2 separate regions of the Homo sapiens genome follow, and region 2 is linked to region 1. The links are chromatin contacts, found by Hi-C or POLR2A ChIA-PET in ENCODE. All regions are on one chromosome and are shown on one strand. The core of a region is the stretch at or near the end of the contact, and the rest is flanking DNA. Distances in the headings are between cores, read along the strand shown. Region 1 overlaps MAP3K5 (mitogen-activated protein kinase kinase kinase 5). Region 2 overlaps MAP3K5 (mitogen-activated protein kinase kinase kinase 5).

What was found. A loop is a pair of places that touch in the nucleus more often than their neighbours do. ChIA-PET counts read pairs that join two places held with the same protein, here RNA polymerase II (POLR2A). Pooled maps may share reads with other maps.
Region 2: a pooled map shows a loop between it and region 1 (2.2-fold over the local background). The contact joins two enhancer-like sites. A Hi-C loop is called at or near these places in 7 of 50 pooled maps. POLR2A ChIA-PET finds 5 or more read pairs at or near these places in 5 of 52 experiments (AG04450, OCI-LY7, activated B cell and 2 more).

What each region holds. Positions count from the first base shown.
Region 1 is chr6:136,581,842-136,584,655 of GRCh38, forward strand. It overlaps MAP3K5 (mitogen-activated protein kinase kinase kinase 5), which reads right to left. Exons shown (of 30, transcript NM_005923.4): 24 at 1,714-1,899. Among named protein-coding and RNA genes, the nearest start is that of MAP7-AS1, 31 kb to the left of the region's middle. Within about 2 kb of position 1,395, at least 2 of the 41 ENCODE cell types and tissues checked have a DNase peak (open chromatin) inside an H3K27ac peak, as active enhancers do.
Region 2 is chr6:136,737,180-136,739,993 of GRCh38, forward strand. The region is part of intron 1 of MAP3K5 (mitogen-activated protein kinase kinase kinase 5); the gene reads right to left. Among named protein-coding and RNA genes, the nearest start is that of MAP3K5-AS2, 45 kb to the right of the region's middle. Within about 2 kb of position 1,337, at least 9 of the 41 ENCODE cell types and tissues checked have a DNase peak (open chromatin) inside an H3K27ac peak, as active enhancers do.

The DNA.
Region 1 (2,814 bases), core at 145-2,644:
GGAGTCCGATGCGGGCGGATCACCTGAGGCCAGGAGTTCAAGACCAGCCTAGCCAACATGGCAAAACCCAATCTCTACTAAAAATACAAAAATTAGCTGGGCATGGTGGCAGGCACCTGTAGTTCCAGCTACTCGGGAGGCTGAGGCACAAGAATTGCTTGAACCCGGGAGGCAGAGGTTGCAGTGACCTGAGATCATGCCACTGCACTCCAGCCTAGCCAACAGAGGGAGACTCCATCTCAAAAAAAAAAAAATTTACATTCTTATTAGGTGGAAGAGGGATCTGTTATAACCATAACCTGCTCCTCTCAGCTCTTTATTACATAGCAAATTACATCATAGGGCCCATACTTTGGGTTCATTCTCATCCTGGACAGTGAATGAGCAAGAGCAGGCGTGTATGTGTACACGTGTGTGTATACGTGTGTGTGTGTGTGTGTGTGTGTGTGTGTGTGTGTGTGTGTGTGTCTGACCTGGCCCAAGGCCCAGGAGTACAACCCAATAGCTCTCAGTCTGAATTCTACAGCAAACTTGCTTTCCAACCTCTAGGCTAGAGGCCAAATGTGTGGGCAAGTGCAAATTAGCTAAATTATTTCACTCTACTTGCAGGCAGTTGGGTTTCCCTAGTTGCAGCATAAGCATGCTTTTAGCATTTAATATTAGTGATAGGCTTTGCCAGTTGCTTTAATTTCTTATGCCCTCAATCAACTCAGGACTCTTGTCCCTGCCCACAATATAGCATAAAGACCAAGTGGCTTACACAGTGTCTCAGAGAATGCTAGTAGTTATTGAAGGATTCTAATTTGGCTTTAAATTGGGGATCATTTGATGTTGCAAATAAAATTGTCAACACACTTTCTACAAAGAAGCAATACACACATTAGGGCTGAATTAATTTTGGAATTTAAATAAAATTATACTTCCATATTTATACCACAAGCACCATCAAGAACCCTCTTATTTCAGTCTCCCACATCTTGTTAAGGGTCTCCTGGAGGTGGCTTGAGGCTTTTTTGGCACTGAGTTCCACAGATAAGTCTCACCCAAGAATAACACAGAGGGTTCTGAATGCAGTACAGAAGACTGGCTTTAGTTTGTGTTGCATAGCAACTCAATTTTGGAGAGAAGACTTCTCAGCAATCTCTCATTAGATCATGTGCTTTAATTTTTAATCAGTGATGCTCTGTACTCTGAAAGTATACTTCTGGCTAGAACAGAGTAGGTATTTATGAAACAAACATGTTAAAAATGTTCTATATGAAAACTAGAGAAAAACTGGAAAAAAATTAACTGGTTTTATTCAGCAGTGACCATTTCAATCTGTACTATTAAATTTTTCTCAATGGCCACTAGATGGCATTTCTCATATAGCATTAGAAAATGTATGACTAAAGTGTGTTACGTTGCTAAAGTTGTCAAAATAAACAATGACCCAACATAATTTCATAAGAACGAAGTTCAGCCATGGGAAATATTTTGTTATTTTCCATGGTGATTTGGTTTTATGTGTTTTTTAATTTGGGGAATGCAAACACACAAAACAACAAATCAGATACTTAGAAGCACACTGAGAGGCGAATATCTCACATTTTTCATCCAAAAAGAATAGAGTTCACTGGAATTTTAAAAGAAAAATAACAGAACTTATGTTTTATCTTATTTTTCTAACTAATTTTAGTGTGTGGGAAAACACTGGCAAAATATCATACTTACAGCATCTTGAAAACCAAAGAGTACCACCTGGACTTGGCTAATGCCATGGCTGTCGAAGTCCAGCTCCAGTTTCAGCTTTGACAGTGTGGTGGCTATGATTTTTCGGTCAGTGGATCTCACAAATTCTCTGAGGCTTGCAATGAGGGTTGTGATGTGTTCCCATTTTAGTTTCGGTTCTTCAGCCCCCTGTGAATAAAAATCAACAATCCTTACATCAACATATGCTGGATATACCTGCCATGGTAATCCTATCTCCATACCCCCTGCCCCCACATTTTTTTTTCTTTTGGTAGAGACAAGGTCTCACTATATTGCCCAGGCTGGTCTCGAACTCCTGGGCTCAAGCGAGCCTCCCATCACTACTTCCCAAAGTGCTGGGATTCCAGGCATGAGCCACCATACTTCCCACAGCCCTTTCTGAGAAGAACTGGACTTCCAAATGTCTCCAAAGGAAAGACCATATTTTGAACTATATGGCACCTCTTCAATCCTCCTACCAACACCAAGAAATAATCAGAGAGAAAAGGTACCTGCCCCACACGCTGGTCAGTAGCCATGATATAGTCAGATAACAAAGCTTTGCCCAAAAAGACTAAGGCCATAAGATTCTTTCAGAAATTTTAATTGGGAACTAAAAAGAGATTTGAGCAATAAGCCATAGGATCTCAACCTGAAAGTCTGCCCGGAAAGAGAAGCTATAAAATAGGGTCATGAATATGTCCAACCATAGCAGAAGCAATGGAATTGAGAAAGACAATAGGGAGTGTATTAGTTCGTTTTCACACTGCTGAAAACACATACCCGAGACTGGGCAATTTACAAAAGAAAGAGGTTTAATTGGACTTACAGTTCCACGTGGCTGGGGAAGCCTCACAATCACGGCAGAAGGCAAGGAGGAGCAAGTCACATCTTACTTGGATGGCAGCAGGCAAAAAGAGAGAGCTTGTGCAGGCAAACTCCCATTTTTTGAAAGCATCAAATCTTGTGAGACTCATTCATTATCACAAGAACAGCACAGGAAAGACCTGCCCCCATAATTCAATCACCTCCCACCAGGTTCCTCCCACGACACATGGGAATTGTGGGAGTTACAATTCAAGA
Region 2 (2,814 bases), core at 87-2,586, 160 kb after region 1:
GCTAAACATTAAGTACACATGGACATAAAAATAGGAATAGACACTGGGGATACTAGAGACGGGAGGGTGGGAAGGGGGCGAGGGTTGAAGAACTACCTATTGGATATTATGCTCACTACACCTGGGTGATGGGATCATTCGTACACCAAACCTCAGTGACACTCAATTCACCCCGTAACAAACCTGCACATGTATCCTCTGAAACTAAAATAAAAGTTGAAAAAAAGGCCAGCCACACAGAGATGAAGACAGGGAACCAAAGACCCTCACCAGCCCCACAATGGGGAAAATGAGATAAGCCTGCTGAATAGAGACAACAGACCAGAAAGGAAAGGAGAGGGCAGCCCCCGCCATGTATCACATACTAAGTCCCTCCAAGGAGCCCTTTGACGGCTTCTTATCACGCTGCCCAGGAGGCTCCGGTTTCTTCGCCTCAGCTTCCATCCATCATAGCACCATGGAATTAAGAACTCCCTTTACTCTGTTCTCCCACATGTTGATTTTAACACACATGATTGTCTATACTGTGCAAAGTACTGAGAAGGGGTCAAAGAAATCAGCATCAGCCCTTCATGGGCTGATAACCTTCAAGTGCAATGGCTGGACATGTGAGCAGCAGAAGTGCAAAGTCAAATGAAATAGATGTAAATGTTCTTTGGGAGCAGAGGACAAGGAGTGGCTGATTCTTACAGGAGTAATGGAGAAGGCCATTCAGGGCAACAGCTTCACAGTAAGCCTTGAGAAGTGGTAGAATTTCAGGATGCAGGGCCTGGGAAGAAGGGACATTCCTGGCTGCTTTGCAATTGCATAATATAGGAGTTTCTTTTTACCAGAAAAAATTGCTCCACTACCTAAGAATGGACATGTACACCACCACCCACCGAATGAGAAATGGCTTATCGCTCTGCCCAGCTGGTCTTTCCACAGGAAGTTTACAGGGAGAAAAATAAATTGCACAATCATTTTTTGGGAACACTTTTCAGTAAAAACTTTTCTTATTAGGGAGAAAGAAATTTCATTTTACTTGTGTCTTTATGCATTCTACCATGCCCGACTAAATGCATCCTCTCCTGTAACGTATCGCTTGGATCCCCTACTTCCCTGGTCCAAGGGGAGTTTCGGTACCTCTTCCTGGCAAAGCTCTCTCTACTTGAGACCTTATAGCTGCGGACCTGCTTGTCTGTGTCCTCCAAGGGACCTGACTGTTTTAACAGAAATACCCGGCAGAGGAGGCATTTGATGGTAAGGAGACAGCTTCTAATTCACATTGCTAAAATGAGAGACAAACAAACAAACAGAAGACAACCTGTGGAAAAGGCTTCTGAATAATAAAAAGAGTCTTCCAACTGGCACTCAGCCCAAGAGTCCACAGATCATCACCACAGCAACAGACAGTATTTGGAGGCAATGAGGAGCACAAAATGCAGATCTGGCAAAGGCATTAGCAAAATTATTCATTTCAAGGAGACTATATAAGCTCCTGAATTTGTAGCATTCGCTTCTATATGTATATTAGCCATCAGAAACAGAAAGAGCTAATGAGCTGAAGTGCTGGTGAGAACAGTCAGGGTACCACATACAGCTAGCTCTACTTGGAACAGACGGCTGATGGCCTAAGGAACCTGTAGCCACGTCAGCTCCAAAGCAGGGACCGGTTCAGTCATCAGTGCAGCCAATGTTCATGAAATCCCTACTAAGTGCCAAGGGATACTAAGTGCTAAGGTCCAAGGGATACAAAAGTCATCCAAACACACACACGCGTGCACACACACACACACACACACACACCCATGCACACTAGGTTCCTGCCCTCAGAAAGCTTATGATCTAGCAAGAGAAGAGACAATCAAATAAACGTACAAAAACAAATGCACACTGTGGTAAGTGTGTTGACGACATGACACAGGGCATTTTGAACAGTACAACAGACAGAACTGATTCGTCAGTGGAGCTCCCCTGACAAAGTAATGGTGTCTGAAGGAGATATAGAAATAAAGGGATGTAGAAGTAAATGTGGCCTATCAGTAGTCAGTGCTGACCAGGCATTACAAATGGCCATGGTGTCGCTCCTGCCTGCTATGCCTGGGGTGTAGCTGGCTGGTGTCAGAATGCCCAAATCCACACTTGCTCTGTGCAGCCCTCAACACCCTGAGCCCATTTCCTCACCTGTCAACCAACAATAACAATAGTCTTTGTCACAGAAAGGGCTTAACAACAAAGAGGTGTCAATGAACATCAGCCACGACTAGAGAGTGGGCCATGGGTCAGGGGGACATTCACCCCTCACTCCCACCCCAGGGTACTGTCAATCACTTACAGACATTTTTCTTATTTCCTGTACTTTTTTCTCATACTTTTCCTATTCGATAAACAGGAAGTATGGAATCAGTAAGATGAGTTTCATTCTTTTCAGTAGACCCTTTAGTGCCTTAAAAAAGTCTGTAGTTAAAGAGCATCTTCAAGAGAGGTCCTAGACCATATGGACACAACCAACATTTGCAGTCACTATTTTGGGGGGTCTGAAGGGGGCAGACCAGGGCAGCTAATGGCAAGCCCCGTAGAAGGTGCAGAAATTTTCCAGCTGAATAAATATTCCAGTTTGCTTCAAACAGTCTTAGATGTCTGTTATCCCATGATATGTATGATCTCATTGTCATTTCTAGTAGATCCCCCCATTCATTCTCAAGTGTCCTGGTTGGGCCCTAAGCAAGCGGCAGTTCCTGCACCATTAGCTGTCCCTTCCATGGGCAGTGGCAGCAGGGGCCTGTAGCTGCCAAGAAACTCAGCAGGAGCCCCTCTTTACAGCTGCTACTC